2 separate regions of the Homo sapiens genome follow, and region 1 is linked to region 2. A link is an interaction called in ENCODE POLR2A ChIA-PET data of the cell type or tissue named here. Cell type or tissue: A673. All regions are shown on one strand. Each heading gives the region's core, and the rest is flanking DNA. Links, peaks and the distances in the headings are about the cores only. Region 1 overlaps SSH2 (slingshot protein phosphatase 2). Region 2 has its middle 5.1 kb from the start of EFCAB5.

Region 1 (8,389 bases), core at 310-8,309, 250 kb after region 2:
GCCGAGGCGGGTGGATCACGAGTTCAGGAGATCGAGACCATCCTGGCTAACACGGCGAAACCCCGTCTCTACTAAAAATACAAAAAATTAGCCGGGCGTGGTGGCAGGTGCCTGTAGTCCCAGCTACTCAGGAGGCTGAGGCAGGAGAATGGTGTGAACCCGGGAGGCAGAGCTTTCAGTGAGCCGAGATCGTGCCACTGCACTCCAGCCTGGGCAACAGAGCGAGACTCTGTCTCAAAAAAAAAAAAAGAGAGAAAATAGGACAAAGCCAATCTTTTCCTCCAGGGAAGCTCTGTGTTCCAAATACAGGCATCAAGCATTAACTGTAGTACTTAGAAAAACTGTAGCTAGTAAAATAAAGAAAGTGGTTTTATAGTACTCTTGCACGTTACCAAAGATCAACCATTTAATTAAAACATTAATCTGAGAAATTAAGAATTTTCAGGACATTTGAAGTAATTTCAATTGATGTTCTTAACTAAAGCTGAAGTGTTGATAAGGTACAAAGAGGTCTTTTTTGAGTATTTTGCAGGAGAATTCAAGAAAATGAGAAGTTTTATGATTTTGGTTTTCATCATATGTTGCTTTCTAAAATGGAAATTGGTTCATTTTTTCTAGCTATAAATGTATTATGTGGGGTTTTTTTTTCTCCCAAACAATGCAAAAAGGTATAAATAAAATAAAAATCACTCTGTATTCTACATTCTGAGAAAATCGTTCTCAGCAATTTGGATAAGTATCCTTCCACTCTTTTTTTAAATATGTATATATGAGAGAGAGAGTGTGTGTGTCTATGTGTGTGTGTGTGTCTGTGTGTGTGTGTGTGTAAAGAGTGAGAGGAAGAGCATTGTTTTGTTTCTACGAAAATGTGATAAAAATAGAAATACCTTTTTGTAACCTACTTTCTTCATAGTTTATCATGGATATCTTTCCATGTCAATAAATAAATCATGGTTTTTAATGGCTACACAGAATATAATTCATATTTAAGAATTTCATACAGACTGATTTAAAAAAAAATTCAGAGACTTCCTGAAGCTCTAATCTTTTTCTTTTGAAGACAGTGTTCTTTAGTTTACTAGTGTCACAAGTGAAGCCTGTTTTAATTTTGGCTATTGATTTTGCTTCATTCTTTTGACTAGCATTTAATATTTACCTACTTTTGGAACCTTTCTCTCTGATGGATTGGGTGAACTGCCTGTCTTAGACATTGGGCCTTTATAATGTAGTTTACTGGGGGTAATTAATTTCTTTTCACCAAGAGTCTTACATCATGCACACAGGGGCATGCATGTAAGACTCTTGGTGTAAAGAAATTAAGTCTTTTTTTTTTTTTTTTTGAGACAGAGTTTCACTCTTTTGCCCAGGCTGGAGTACAATGGCGCAATCTTGGCTCACCACAACCTCCGCCTCCCAGGTTCAAGCGATTCTCCTGCCTCAGCCTCCTGAGTAGCTGGGATTACCGGCATGCGCCACCACGCCTGGCTAATTTTTTGTATTTTTAGGAGAGACCGGGTTTCTCCATATTGGTCTGGCTGGTCTTGAACTCCCGACCTCAGGTGATCTGCCCGCCTTGGCTTCCCAAAGTGCTGGGATTATAGGCGTGAGCCACTGCACCCAGTGGTGAAAAGAAATTAAAGGCAAAGTTACAGTTTAAGCTTAAGGAGGAGTATTTCCTGATGTTAGATGATGCTGAGGAGAGAAGCTCTTTTTTTTTTTTTTTTTTTTTTTTGAGATGGATCTCGCTTTGTCACCCAGGCTGGAATGCAGTGGTGTGTTCTCGGCTTATTGCAGCCTCTGCCTCCTGGGTTCAACTGATTCTCACGACTCAGCCTCCTGAGTAGCTGGGATTACAGGTACATGCCATGATGCCCTGCTAATTTTTGTATTTTTAGTAATACTCCCACTGCAGCCTCCCGAGTAGCTGGCATGCCACTATGCCCAGTTTGTAAACTGCTTGTAATTAGGTTAAACATTTAAATTGGATGCCGAGGGAATAGCATTATTCTTTAATAGATGAGCTTTGAAAACAGATTGGGTTCTTCAGGAATAAAGAGGCAGGGGATGACTTCTCAGACCTACTTCAGTCCTAAGATTGCTGGATCCAATTCACCTGTAACTTGTAATAGGATTCCACATTTAGGCAGTAAATGTAGTTTCTTGGAAATATAATCTTAGTTACTATTGCTGCCAAGTTTTAAAGTCCAGAATAATTGTTTTGTTTAGACAATTAAAATGGACTTCAGTAGTGTCCTTTTCAAGGAGAACTTTAGTTGATAAATCAAATGCATCTCAATTATTGTCTTATTCCAGTCATTGATTTCAATATAGGTTCTGGAGACTGAAGAAACATTGGAAATGCTGTCCTTTTCAAAATTAGGATATTATGTACAAAATTGCCATTTTAAATTTATTTGATTGTGTTAATAAATTATTAGATTTTGCTTAATCTTATCTCCAACAGAGGAATACGAAATAAACCTTAAACCAGGATGGGCGTTAGACTTTTCCTTATGGCTGCGGCACATAGATTTTTAATTCCTTAACCTAGAATCTTGAAGCTTAAAAGGAACTTTTTTTTTTTTTTGAGAGTCTCACTTGCCCTGTCGCCCAGGCTGGAGTGGAGTGGCGTGATCTCAACCTACTGCAACCTCCTCCTCCTGGGTTCCAGCAATTCTCCTGCCTCAGCCTCCTGAGTAGCTGGGATTATAGACACATGCCACCACACCCAGCTAATTTTTTTTGTATTTTTAGTAGAGAGAGGATTTTGCCCTGTTGGCCAGCTGATCTCGAACTCCTGACCTCAAGCGATCCACCTGCCTCAGCCTCCCAAAGTTTTGGGATTACAGACGTGAGCCACTGCGCCCGGCCTAAAAGGAACTTTAATTAAAGTCTTGGGTTTATCCCCTCACATTTCAGAATTTTTTCTTCAAAGATTTTTATCTCATCCTTCTAATTAGGATATAGGTGTTGAATCAATACTGTAGGTACTGTCTAGAGGCCTGTGATCAAATTCCAGGAACTCTTAAGTGCTATTCTTCCATTTAAGAAGCTTAAAATTGACCAGTCTGGACAACATGGTGAAACCCCATCTCTACCAAAGATACAAAAAATTAGCCAAGCATGGTGGCGGGCACTTGTGGTCCCAGCTCTTTGGGAGGCTGAGGTGGGAAGATTGCTGGACCCCGGGAGGCAGAGGTTGCAGATCACACCACTGCATTCCAGCCTGGGTAACAGAGTGAAACACAAAAACAAAAAAGAAGCTTAAAATTGAATGGATCTGAGATATGCATGTTATTCAAGCCTAAGTCAGTATTAAATGTCTGGGGCCCTTCTCATTAGGTTTGGGAACTTCTGTTACAGTTTGAGTAAGCAAGGGAGAGCCAAACATTTGAAATGCTTTTGATATTATAAAATAAACTTTAAAGAGACATCTGGCCGGGCGTAGTGGCTCGCACCTGTAATCCCAGCACTTTGGGAGGCCGAGGCGGGTGGATCACAAGGTCAAGAGATCGAGAGCATCCTGGCCAACATGGTGAAACCCCATCTCTACTAAAAACACAAAAATGAGCCAGGCGCAGTGGCAGGTGCCCGTAATCCCGTTTACTTGGGAGGCTGAGGCAGGAGAACCGCTTGAACCCGGGGGGCGGGGGTTGCAGTGAGCCAAGATCACACCACTGCACTCCAGCCTGGGCGATAGAGTGAGACTCCATCTCGAAAAATAAAAAAAAAAAAACACTAATGTTTGCAATGAATATCACTTACAAAGAAACTCTTGCAGCCCACTTCTAACTTGGCTGGTAACTTGCATTATAGATAATACTTATGAAAGTTATATTTTTCCTTTTATCAGCTTTGACTTAGCCAATCAGTTGCCACTGGTTGGTGTAGGAGCTGTAAATAAATTGTCAGAAACAAAGTTCATTTGTTCCCAGGCCATTTGTATTTGAGCCTTGCCAGAAATTCTTGGAGCGTTGACAGAGAATAAAAGAGCCTCTAACACATTCAGGAAACTTGGGCCAAGGGAGGCCCAAATATAAATATGTAATAATATGCGAGATCTTGTTTATAAGAAAATCCAGTTTACCTGCACCAGGATTTGTGATTAATTAACATGTTGTAGAGTGTTTCTACAATCAGAGAAGGAGTCAGTACTGCCTCCCGGTCTGCCACATGTACATTTACTATTTATTCATTTTTCTGTGTGTATAATATCCCACCCTTGATCCCAGCCTTCTAGATCTTAGTCCATTTAAATGTTAGTTCCGCTTAGCTTCTCATAAGTGAATTTGGTTTTAAATGCTCAATTACTTCATGGAACATGAAGTCAAAAGTACAGCTCTCTATCTTATGCATTTGGCATCAGAATGGTAAGCATTACATTCTTGTTATATCCGTTCTTATTAGAAACAAGATTTAATGTAGCCACTTCTGCTGTTTGTGCTTCCCTAGCTTTTCCTAGGAGTATCAGAATAGAGACAAAAAGATAGCCATGGGAGTCTCACCTCTGCCTTGCTAAATGGGTCATTTGAGCCGTGTAACTATGCCTCTTTTTCCCTTGGCCTGGCCATTTTGGAATGGTGACAGAGTTAACAGGAGGGAGACTCCAAGAACAGCAGCACTGAAAAAAAAGTTCCAAATAGAAATTTCTGACAAATATAATGAGCCAGTTGATGGATTAGAATTCTGTTTCTCTAAGGAATAGGGGTTATTTTATACAGAAGAATTTGCCTCCAGAGCACATTTTTCTGGCTTCAAAGATCTGTCATTTTGCCAGGTGGGTGGCTCACGCCTGTAATCCCACCACTTTGGGAGGCTGAGGTGGGTGGATCACCTGAGGCAGGAGTTCGAGACCAGCCTGGCCATCTGGCCAACATGGTGAAACCCTGTCTCTATAAAAATACAAAAATTAGCCAGGCATGGTGGCATGTGCCTGTAATCCCAGTTACTTGGGAGGCTGAGGCAGGAGAATCGCTTGAACCCAAGAAGCGGAGGTTGCAGTGAGCCGAGATCACGCCATTGCACTCCAGCCTGGGTGACAGAGGGAGACTCTGTCTCAAAAAAACAAAAAGAAAAGGCTGGGTGCAGTGGCCCGTGCATGTAATCCTAGCACTTTGGGAGGCCAAGACAGGTGGATTGCCTGAGTTCAGAGTTCGAGACCAGCCTGGGCAACATGGTGAAACCCCATCTGTACTAAAATACAAAAAAAAAAAAAATTAGCCGGGCGTGGCAGCATGTGCCTGTAGTCCCAGCTACCCAGGAGGCTGAGGCAGGAAAATTGCTTGAACCTGGGAGGTGGAGGTTGCAGTGAGCCGAGATCACACCACTGCACTCCAGCCTGAGAGGCAGAGCAAGACTCCGTCTCTTAAAAAAAAAAAAACTGTCATTTTAAAACTATTATTAACAAATGAAAGAAGAGTAGCCTAGACTATATAACTCGATGAGGGCATAGATCATGTCTCTCTCTTCTACCACTGAATCCTCAGCACTTGGCATTGTTATTGTATATATAATATATGTGTAATAAATATTTGAATGTGTTGCCTGTAGTTGTTTTATTTTTAAGGCTTATAAGATACCTTTTTGAACTTATCAAGGCTGGGCGCGGTGGCTCACGCCTGTAAACCCCAGCATCTTGTGAGGCCGAGGTGGGCAGACCACCTGAGCTTGGGAGTTTGAGACCAGCCTGACCAACATGGAGAAACCCCGTCTCTAATAAAAATACAAAACTAGCTGGATGTGGTGGCGCATGCCTATAATCCCAGCTGCTCGGGAGGCTGAGGCAGGAGAATCGCTTGAACTCGGGAGGCAGAGGTTGCGGTGAGCCGAGATCACACCATTGCACTCCAGCCTGAGCAACAAGAGCGAAACTCTGTCTCAAAAAAAAAAAAAGAAAAAGAAAAGAAAGAAAGAAAGTACATCCTCACAAACTCATTACTGAGCTTTTTTTTTTTTTGAACCAGAGTCTCACTCTGTCACCCAGGCTGGAGGGCAGTGGGGTGATCTCAGCTCACTGCAACCTCCGCCTCCTGGGTTCCAGTGATCCTCCTGCCTCAGCCTCCTAAGTAGCTGGGATTACAGGCGTGCGCCACCACGCCCAGCTAATTTTTTTTGTATTTTTGGTAGAAACAGTGTTTCACCATGTTGGCCAGGCTGGTCTTGAACTCCTGACCTCTGGTGATCTGCCTACCTTGGCCTCCCAAAGTGCTGGGATTACAGGCATGAGCCACCGTGCCTGGCCATTACTCAGCTTTAATAACCATCAACCTTTTGTCTGATTTCTTTCATCTGTCCCCACTCCCTGTTAAATTTTTTTGTTGGAACATTTTAAAGTAAAACTCAGAAACCATGTCATTTCACTCCAGGTACTTAAGAAAAAGTCACAGTAACCACAATGCTGTTATTACATTAACAGTAAATCCTTAATTTCATCTAAGACCCTGTCCATATTCAGATTTTCTGAGGGTCCTTTTAAAATTTAATTAAGAATAAATTAAAACTTTTGACAAAAAATGAGAAGTTTCTAAAAATGCAATCTCCTTTCATTATCATCGAAACTGAAGAAAATCTTATAGTGCATTAACATGCAGGAATTCAGTATAGCAAAGTCAGTACTCCCCTTAGATGATGCTAATAGTTTGCTCCATATTATAATTGTTTGTGGGAATTGCATCTCTGAGACCAATGCTCACATTCATATACCTCACATTTCCCTCTTCAGTCTTTATTACACACTGTGGTAATTAGTATAAATTGCACTAATAACAAACATCTTATTGAGCATTTACTGTGTGCCAAGCACTGTGCTTTACTGTATTATTTTATAAGATTCTTAAAACAACCTGACAGTTAGGTATTATTATATCTCCCTCCAATTAATTTAGTAACTTACCAAAGTTTTTATAGCTAGTGTACGAGCTGAGATTTTAATTTATGTCTCCTAACTACTGGCTCTGCTGCCTTCGTGAGTATGCTTTAAGATGCTGATGAAAAAGGGTTGAAATGATCTGAAATTAATGTCCTAAATTTCATAATTTCTCTGTTGTCTGCTAAATTCCAGGCTGTAAGACTGGAAAGTACTTACCAGAATCGAACACGCTATATGGTAGTGGTTTCAACTAATGGTAGACAAGACACTGAAGAAAGCATCGTCCTAGGAATGGATTTCTCCTCTAATGACAGGTATGGTGGTACCATTTCAAAATGTGAAAACTGCTTTTTAAGTAACCTGTTCCAGTTGCTTTTTTTTTTTTTTTTTTTTAATGGGGACGGAGTGTCATCACTCTGTTGCCCAGACTAGAGTGCAGTGGCTCAATCTCGGCTCACTGCAACCTCCGCCTCCCGGGTTCAAGCGATTCTCCTGCCTCAGCCTCCTGAGTAGCTGGAATTACAGGTGTACACCACTATGCCAAACTAATTTTTGTATTTTTAGTAGAGATGGGGTTTTGCCATATTGGCCAGTTTCAAACTCCTGACCTCAAGTGATCCACCCACCTCAGCCTCCCAAAGTACTGAGATTACAGGCGTGAGCCACCGTGCCTGGCCCCAGTTGCCTTTTATCACAAAAATATCTTGTGCAGTTCTGCTGTTAAAGTACAAGACATAAAACTAAAGAACATAAGTATCTTAGCCACAGTCTTGAGAAACAAGAATGTTTAGTGAATGTCTTTGGTCGTGTGTTTCCAATTTACCATTATTCCATACCTTCATCTCATCTTTAGATAGTCACAATATAAAGCAAGTGGTTTCAAAGTTACATTTCCATGGAAAAAAAGCTGCCTTTTTATTTCTCTTTTTGAGACAGCGTCTCGCTCTGCTGCCCAGGCTGAAGTGCCGTGATGCAGTCACAGCTCACTACGGCCTCAAATTCCTCCTGGGCTCTAGGAATCCTTCCACCTCAGCCTCCTAAGTAGCTAGAAGTACAGGCATGCACCACCATACCCAGCTATTTGGTCTTTTTTTTTTTTTTTTCCTTATTTTTCTGGAGAGAAGATTTCCTTATGTTGGCCAGGCTGGTCTTGAATTCTTGGGCTTAAGCAATCCTCCCACTTCGGCTTCCCAAAGTGCTGGGATTACAGGCATGAGCCTTGCACCTGGCCTACTCTATTGTAGTCAGTAATGATTCACTTTGGTGATTCTAGGGCACCTACCCTTTGTGGTAGTATACCAGTAGTCCCAGATACAAAGAGATCCCACTTAAACTACAGTCTGTTTTGTTTAAACCTTGCTTTTACCAAATGCTATGCCTCCTTTTTCCTTCTATTGAGTTAAAAAGGATGGTGGGCGGGGCGGGGATGGGGTGGTACGGGATGGCTCCTTAAACTCAAAGCAGAACTTTTTATGTACCTTTGGCTTTAGCTGTACTTTACATTCTATGATGAAAGATGAC
Region 2 (8,389 bases), core at 294-8,293:
AAACCAAAAGTACTGCCTTTGGAGAGAAGAGTTTCCAACATTTAAAAATAGCTGCCTCAAAGTCTTTTTGACTCACTTAATAAATAATAAATAATAGAAAATAAATTTATGTGATAGCTCCCAACTGTATATTCTCAACAGCCTCATTTCTTTGCTTATGGTGTCCATCTCCTGAAATTGCTGAGAAGCTTCCTTCCATTTCTTTTAAAATCTATTTGGTTTGGATGCACTCAGATAAATTCAACTCAATAAGACTTTATTAGGTGCTTTCTATATGCAGGCAAAGGTTAGGTCTTAAAAGGATGAATAAGACCTGCCTTAAAGAGTTCCCAGTTTAGTCCGGGCGCAGGGGCTCACGCTTGTAATCCCAGCACTTTGGGAGGCCAAGGCGGGTGGATCACCTGAGGTCAGGAGTTCGAGACGAGCCTAGCCAACATAGTGAAACCCTGTCTCTACTAAAAATACAAAAAAGTAGCTGGGTGTGTTGGCAGGTGCCTGTGATCCCAGCTACGCAGGAGGCTGAGGCAGGAAAATGGCTTGAACCCGGGAGGCGGAGGTTGCAGCGAGCCAAGATCATGCCATTGCACTCCAGCCTCGGCAATGAGCGAAACTCCATCTCAAAAAAAAAAAAAAGAGTTCCCAGTTCAGTGAGGGAAAGAGATGCAATTCAATCTGCAAAGTGCAAGAGTAGAGGTACACACAAAATGTTAAGGAACAGAGAAATAAGCAGTTAATTTTCCCAGGGTAGTTAGGGACATTTTCACAAAGGAAGCTGGATAGTAAAAGACTAGTAAGAAATTTGAAGCAGAAGGAACAAACACTCAAGGTTCAAAAAGTGTTTGAAGAATTCATATAGCAGATATGCTGATATGGACAAAGTGTTAGTGGTCTGGATAGAAGATCAAATCAGCTACAACATTCCCTTAAGCCAAAGCCCAATCCAGAGCAAGGCCCTAACTTCTCTTCAATTCTGTGAAGGCTGAGAGAGGTGAGAAAGCTGCAGAGGAAAAGCTGAAAATTATCAGAAGTTGATTCATGGGGTTTAAGGAAAGAAGACATCTCCATAACTTAAAAGTGCAAGGTGAAGCTGCAAGTGCTGATGTAGAAGTTGCAGCAAGTTACCCAAAAGATATAACTAAGATCGTCAATGAAGGTGGCTACACTAAACAATGGATTTTCCATGCAGACTAAACAGCCTTCTATTGGAAGAAGATGCTATCTAGGATTTCATAGCTGGAGAGAAGTCAACGTCTGGCTTCAAAGCTTCAAAGGATAGGCTCACTCTCTTGTTTGGGGCTAATGCAGCTGGTGACTTTAAGTTGAAACCAATGCTCATTTATCATTTCAAAAATCTTAACCCTTAAGAATTATGCTAAATCTATTCTGCCTGTACTCTATAAATGGAACAACAAAGTCTGGATGACAGCACATTTGTTTACAGTATGGCTTAAGGAATATTTTAAATACACCCTTGAGATCTACTGCTCAGGAAAATTGATTCCTTTCAAAATATTACTGTTCATTGACAGTGTACTTGGTCACCTAAGAGCTCTGATGGAAATGTACAAGGTAATTAATGTTGTTCCCACGCCTGTCAACACAGAATCCATTCTGCAGCCCATGGATCAAAGACCAATTTAAACTTTCAAGTCTTGCTTAAGAAATACATTTCATAAGGCTATAGCTTCCATAGACAGTGATGATTCTGATGGATTTGGGCAAAGTAAATTGAAAACCTTCTTGAAAGGATTCACCATTCTAGATGTCATTAAGAACATTTGTGATTCATGGAAGGAAGTCAAAATATCAGCATTAACAGAGTTTGGAAGAAGTTGATTCCAACCCTCATGGATGACTTTGAGGGCCCCAGGACTTCAGTGGAGGAAGTAACTGCAGATGTAATGGAAATAGCAAAAGAACTAGAATTAGAAGTGAGGCCTGAAGATGTGACTAAATTGCTGCAATCTCATGATAAAACTTGAATGAATGAGGAGTGTCTTCTTATAGATGGGCAAAGAAAGCAGTTTCTTGAGGTGGAATCACTCCTGGTGAAGACACTGTGAACATCATTGAAATGACAACAAAGGATTTAGAATACTACATAAACTTAGTTGTTGAAGCAGTGGTAGGATATGACAGGACTGACTAATTTTGAAAGAAGTTCCACTGTGGGTAAAAAGTTATCAAACAGCATCAAATGTTACAGAGAAATTATCCAAGACAGGAAGAGTCAATCAATGTGGCAAACTCAATTGTCTTAATTTAAGATATTTTCACAGCCATGCTAGCCTTCAGCAACCACTACTCTGATCAGTTATCATCTATCAACATCGAGGCAAGATCCTGCATCAGCAAAAAGATTTTGAGTGGATAAAGGCTCATACGATTGTTAGCATTTTTTAGCAAAAAAGTATTTTTAAATTAAGATATGCACATTTTTTAGACATAATCCTACTGCACACTTAATAGACTATAGTATAAATATAACTTTTATATATGCATTGGGAAACCAAAACTTCATGTGACCACTTTATTGTGATGTTCTCTTTATTGTAGTGGTCTGGAACCAAACCCAAAATATCTCCCAGGTCTGCCTGTATGAGGGCCAAAAATATAATTTTAGTCACCACAATGGAGAATTCCAACCTCTCACCCAGTTCCTTAATTGAAAGGTGGGTCCCTTTGAGAAAGAGCTCTGTAGCATTGCCACTAGTATATACTGAAAAATCTTCCTCTAAGTCTTTTCCACAGAGATTGATGGCCATTTCCTAAAATGGCTTTGTGCTAGGGAAAAGGAATATCCAGGTTTTTCAGAGATATCTAAACACTGATTCTAAACTGATGTTAATCCTGGGGATCCAAAATACCACTTCAGTCCATAAGGTTAAGTGGGGGTTTGCGGTGGCCAGATGGAGTCTTAACTCAAGTTTGAATCACAGTGGTTTAGTAGGGCTATAGAACCACCCTGTGGTGATTTCATCAGTCCCTGAATATATAATTAGAACAGAGATACTGGTAACTGGCAGGATCTCTATATCCTTTCTCTGACTCTGGAATAAGGACTATTATAGTAGGAAGGGCCAAGTGGAAGCCTTTGAAAACCTCCCCTCAAACTCCCTTCAAACACACCAGGACAGTAAACAAAAATATTGCTTCCTTGGGGTTGGGAGGATGGGGGATTACAAAGATTAATGAAACCGGTAAAGATCTGAAAGAAGCAGGAGTGAGGCTGGGCACAGTGTCTCATGCCTGTAATCCTAGCACTTTGGGAGGCTGAGGCGGGTGGATCACCTGAGGTCAGGAGTTTGAGACCAGCCTGGTCAACATGGTGAAACCCCGTCTCTACTAAAAATATGAAAATTAGCCGGGCGTGGTGGCACATGCCTGTAATCCCAGCTACTTGGGAGGCTGAGGTAGGAGAATCACTTGAACCTGGGAGGCGGAGGTTGCAGTGAGCCGAGATTGCACCACTGCACTCCAGCCTGGGCGACAGGAGTCTCAAAAAAAAAATAAATAAATAAAGAAGCAGGAGTGATGAAAGCTACCTCACACCAATTTAACTTGCCTGTTTGGCCTGTGAAGAAGGTGGATGGATCTTGGAGAATGACTGTGGATTACTGTAAATTTTATCAGATTATGCCTCCACTTGCACCTCCTCTTCCATACGTAGTATCTTTATTGGAGCAAATCAACACAGTCCTTGACACCTGGTATGTAGCTATTGTCCCAGAAAAATGCTTATTTCTCCATATAAATTGGCAAGAAACACCTGAAGCAGTTTGGTTTTACTTGGCAGGGCCAACAATATCCCTTCACAGTCTTGCTCAGGGCTACATCATTTCTCTAGCTCTCTGCCATAATATAGTCTACAGAGATATTGAGCATCTTGACTTCCCAGTCAGCATCACATTGATGAAAGTATGCTGATTGTATCCGAGGAGCAGGAAGTAGCAAGGTCTTTAACTGTCTTTAAGAGATATATGCAAACCAGAGGATGGGAAATAAATTCCATTCTGGCATCAATTTCCCTATCAATCAAGTGCCAGTTATTAAATTATTGTCTCATCTCCAAATTCACCCATTTTTACTCTTCTTTGTTGCTAAAGCTGAGACCCTGAAAATCACATTTCTTTTGCCTTGCCAGCTGGCTTTGTTATACTGTGCTAACTGGGGGCACCAGAGGGACATCCCATACCTGAAGGGAAGACAAGAGACTTGCTCCTTCTTGTCTATCCCGATTGCTTCTTTTTTTATTATTATTATACTTTAAGTTCTAGGGTACATGTGCACAACGTGCAGGTTTGTTATGTATGTATACATGTGCCATGTTGGTGTGCTGCACCCATTAACTCATCATTTACATTAGGTATATCTCCTAATGCTATCCCTCCCCTCTCCCCCGACCCCACGACAGGCCCCAGTGTGTGATATTCCCCTTCCTGTGTCCAAGTGTTCTCATTGTTCAATTCCCACCTATGAGTGAGAACATGAGGTGTTTGGTTTTTTGTCCTTGCGATCGTTTGCTCAGAATGATGGTTTCCAGCTTCATCCATGTCCCTACAAAGGACATGAACTCATCCTTTTTTATGGCTGCATAGTATTCCATGGTGTATATGTGCCACTTTTTCCCTGACTGCTTCTTGTGGCCTTTTGGTTCCTGTGTGGTTCACCTAGTAATGCTTCTTCATCCTGGTAGCAGCATTTCCTTTTTGTAGCAACAGCTGAATCCAGTTTGTAGTAGTTTTTCTATAGTTCTATAATTTTCATTACTCTAAGGCACCACCACCAGCCAGCCAGTGCTCCTGCTTCAGAAGTCTGTGTCTCAGAACCATGGGTGCCATGAAGCCCCTCCTCTAATCTCAGAGGCACTAACACCAGCTGAGCAGCACTTTCTCTTCAGAGACCTTAGTTTTAGCTCTGTGGGGCCAATCCTCTAAATTTCTAAATTTTTCCCTTTGCTTCCTCTGTTTTTTCTTGTTTTTTGTTTGTTTGTTTTTTTTTTTCTAGCCCTTAAGGTGGGATGAATTACTCACCATTGTGATACCTCAGATTTCTCTTTTTACTTTTTTAGGTATCTACTTAACAACTTTATATCTAGTTATTAATTCTTTGTTAAAATTTCTTGGCAAATAACTGGTAGAGTTTCTGTTTTTTTGAGACAAGGTCTTGCTCTGTCACCCAGGCTGGAGTATAATGGCACAGTCATAGCTCACTGCAACCTCAACCTCCTGGGCTCAAGCAATTCTCCCACCTCAGCCCCCTAAGTAGCTAGGACTGCAGGTGTGTACCACCACACCTGGCTAATTGTGGTATTTTTTGGAGAGATGAGGTCTTACTATGCTGCCCAGGCTGCTCTCAAATTCCTAGCCTTATGCAATCCTCCTGCCTCAGCCTCCCAAAGTACTGGACTTACAGGCATGAGGCACCACACCCCACCCAAGCTGGTGTTCTTTCTGTCTCCTGTCAGGACACAGTTAAATGAAGTTAGTAAAAGTTAAAGTTTTTATAAAACTTAAGAAAAAATACAACCAAGTGAAGGCAACACATGACTCAATAATACTGCAGTTGCTCTCAGCTCTTATATATCTGTGCTATATTAATTTATACTTATAATTATGCCCAAATTGTTTCAAATATAAGGGATTGGATTATCAAGGATAGGACCATGATTTCTTGTGTCTTTTTTTTTGACTCACTTTTTTTTTGCTCTGTCTTAAGCTTAGCTATATAAGTCATAATCTTTTAAGTGAAATACTTCATTTGGTATGCAATGAATGAGTTATAGATATATTGCAAGATAGGGATCTATTCAGCCTGAGGAGTTACTTAAAATAACTGGAGTGGTTGATAAATCTAGGTAATTCACTCCTGGCAAGAAGCAGTGTGATCTAGAGATTCTCAGCAGCCCCCCAAAATCAGGGTGTGAATACCCACCCTAGTATGCCCATGGTCCCACTGGTGGACAGCACAATGAAGTTCTTGCCAAGCAAAGCCAAGGAGTATTCTACCACCAGGTCATCACTTTCACAAGACAATTGTAGTACACACTGCTGCCTATTGTAAACACTGAGCTTTGGAGGATGTTCCAGGTACCAAAAGAGCAGGACTTACAGCCTCAGATAAGGCCAGGAAATGCAGGGAGGCCTGCTAGGTACTCCTGATGAACTCAGCTTATGATCTCTCTTTTTATATATATAGCATTCTTCCTTTTGTTTATATCTGATGCGCCCTTTTAATTATGTTCAAGTTAGATGAAGAATTATTGATCTAATAACACAATCTAACTCTGCAAATTAGACCTTTATCAATATTTTGCAATAGATACTTGACACAAAAAGTGTTTGGGTAGATGGGGAAATTCCCATTGGCAAATGTAACGAGGAAATACCCTGTGATAATGTGGATATATTATCAATTATAATTTATACTTTTAAATTTTGAATTGTTGTGAAAATTGTTTAAAAGTTTTTTTATCACCTACTTGTATGAACTAAATTCTCATCAATAATGACTACCAAGAATTTGAAGACATCACTGTTAAACTGTCTCATTCAAGAACTGCAAGCCGTCATTTCAATCATAAAATCCTGTATAAAAAATGTTATGTTTACAGAAGCAATCTCAGGTTTTTCATTAAATTTTTAGACATCTTTGTTTGGAAATGTATACAAATTCAATATTTAGTGTCATCCTTAATATGTTTATTTTTGTCATTAAAAGTAAGTAATATAAAGAAACAATTTTTTTCACCAAGCCCCATGTAATTAGCTGCCTCCAAATCCCCTTTAATTTATCCCAGTGTGCTGTACAAATACTATTTCTATGGATGTCATGATGTGGAAAAAAAAGGTAGAGAACCACCCCTTTAACATTTAGATCAGGATTCTTCACCTTGGTTCCTTGATAGGTTTTAGTAGGTATGAGAAATATGCAAGTACATTTTTCTGGAGAGAAGGTCAATAGTTTTCATCAGGTTCTCAAAGCTTGAGAACCAGCTAACCTCAGAGATTTCAAGCTCCCCTATAATTTCACCCCGGAAGAAGTATTGATACAAGTTAAGGGTTAAATGGACTCCAGTGGTACAACCAGGCCTCCAGCATCGCAGGTGGGAAGAGTGAAAGTGCTCTAAGTAGAACTAGGAGGACTTTTGTCTCTTTGGCTCCCTCTTTTGGGAATCCTGCTCTTGGCCTCTCTCTCCTCAAATTCAGCTAGAATAGTAAGAGGATCCTAGGCTCTTCACTCTATTAGAAGATATCTCCTCTCTCAGTTCACCAGAAGACCTAGGAGGAACCAGGGTGGAGCCTAGGGAAATTAGGTATAAATGGGGCACAAAGCATAGATTTCATCAAATGCTTAGTGTGGTCCAGCTCCGTTCGCAAAGCGACTGTACTGGGATCTGCAGACAAAGCCTGAAAGCCAATATCATAAAGAGCACATTTGCCCAGACCTTCTCTCCTTTGTTTCTATAGAACTTTGTACGTATATAGACTTCTTCTATATTTCTACATACCTCCTTTCGCGCCTAGCCGAGGTGACAGAAGCCATGGTACCACTAAGCTACGCTCTAATTATTTGTTGATGTGTTTTCCCCTACTAATTGGCTTTGAGCCCCTAAGAGGTAGATAAACATTTGTCTTGTTCTTAAAGCAGTGTCTAGTATATGATACACATTCAATAAATATTTTCTCAATTATTAGTAAATAAATTAATGAACATGCACCAATAATTTCCAAATCTTAGTTTCCTTAAAAGGTATATACCAGGAAGAGATATTTCCCCTGAAAATTAATAAATTAACTTCCTGATACAAACAATGTGAATTTTGTCATCCCATAATTCAATTTTGATCAGGATTTTATCACCTTAGATATGTGGAACAAAAATGTTCCACACTTACCTACAGATGAAACATGTCTTGACCACTAATCTACTTCTACTATTAAGAAAAAGAATGATGGCCGGGTGCGGGGGCTCACACCTGTAATCCCAGCACTTTGTGAGGCCAAGGCAGGTGGATCATCTGGGGTCAGGAGTTCGAGACCAGCCTGACCAACATGGTGAAACCCCCATATCTACTAAAAAGACATAAAATTAGCCGGGCGTGGTGGCACATGCCTGTAATCCCAGCTACTCAGGAGGCTGAGACAGGAGAATAGCTTGAACCCGGGAGGTGGAGGTTGCAGTGAGCTGAGATGGTGCCATTGCACTCCAGCCTGGGCAACAAGAGCAAAAATCCGTGTCAAAAAAAAAAAAAAAAAAAAAAAGCCGGGCACAGTGGCTCACATCTGTAATCCTAGCACTTTGGGAGGCCGAGGTGGGCAGATCACTTGAGGACAGGAGTTCGAGACCAGCCTGGCCAATACGGTGAAACCCCGTCCCTACTAAAAAT

The links. ChIA-PET counts read pairs that join two places held together with the same protein. Peaks named below come from ENCODE experiments on the same cell type or tissue, not always from the same donor. Only the 100,000 strongest peaks of a DNase experiment are listed, where the experiment ranks them.
Region 1: POLR2A ChIA-PET joins it to region 2 with 13 read pairs; 3 of 35 experiments call an interaction of 5 or more read pairs at or near these places.

What each region holds. Positions count from the first base shown.
Region 1 is chr17:29,683,356-29,691,744 of GRCh38, reverse strand. It overlaps SSH2 (slingshot protein phosphatase 2), which reads left to right. Exons shown (of 16, transcript NM_001282129.2): 6 at 7,061-7,182. Among named protein-coding and RNA genes, the nearest start is that of SSH2-AS1, 48 kb to the right of the region's middle. In A673, for the core only: no CTCF peak of the experiment used is centred there; no DNase peak of the experiment used is centred there; H3K27ac peaks cover 4,452 bases.
Region 2 is chr17:29,932,325-29,940,713 of GRCh38, reverse strand. It overlaps a transcript of EFCAB5 not described here. Among named protein-coding and RNA genes, the nearest start is that of EFCAB5, 5.1 kb to the left of the region's middle. RefSeq lists a silencer at 7,049-7,343. In A673, for the core only: a CTCF peak has its summit at 7,183 (motif pointing left); a DNase peak (open chromatin) is centred at 7,153.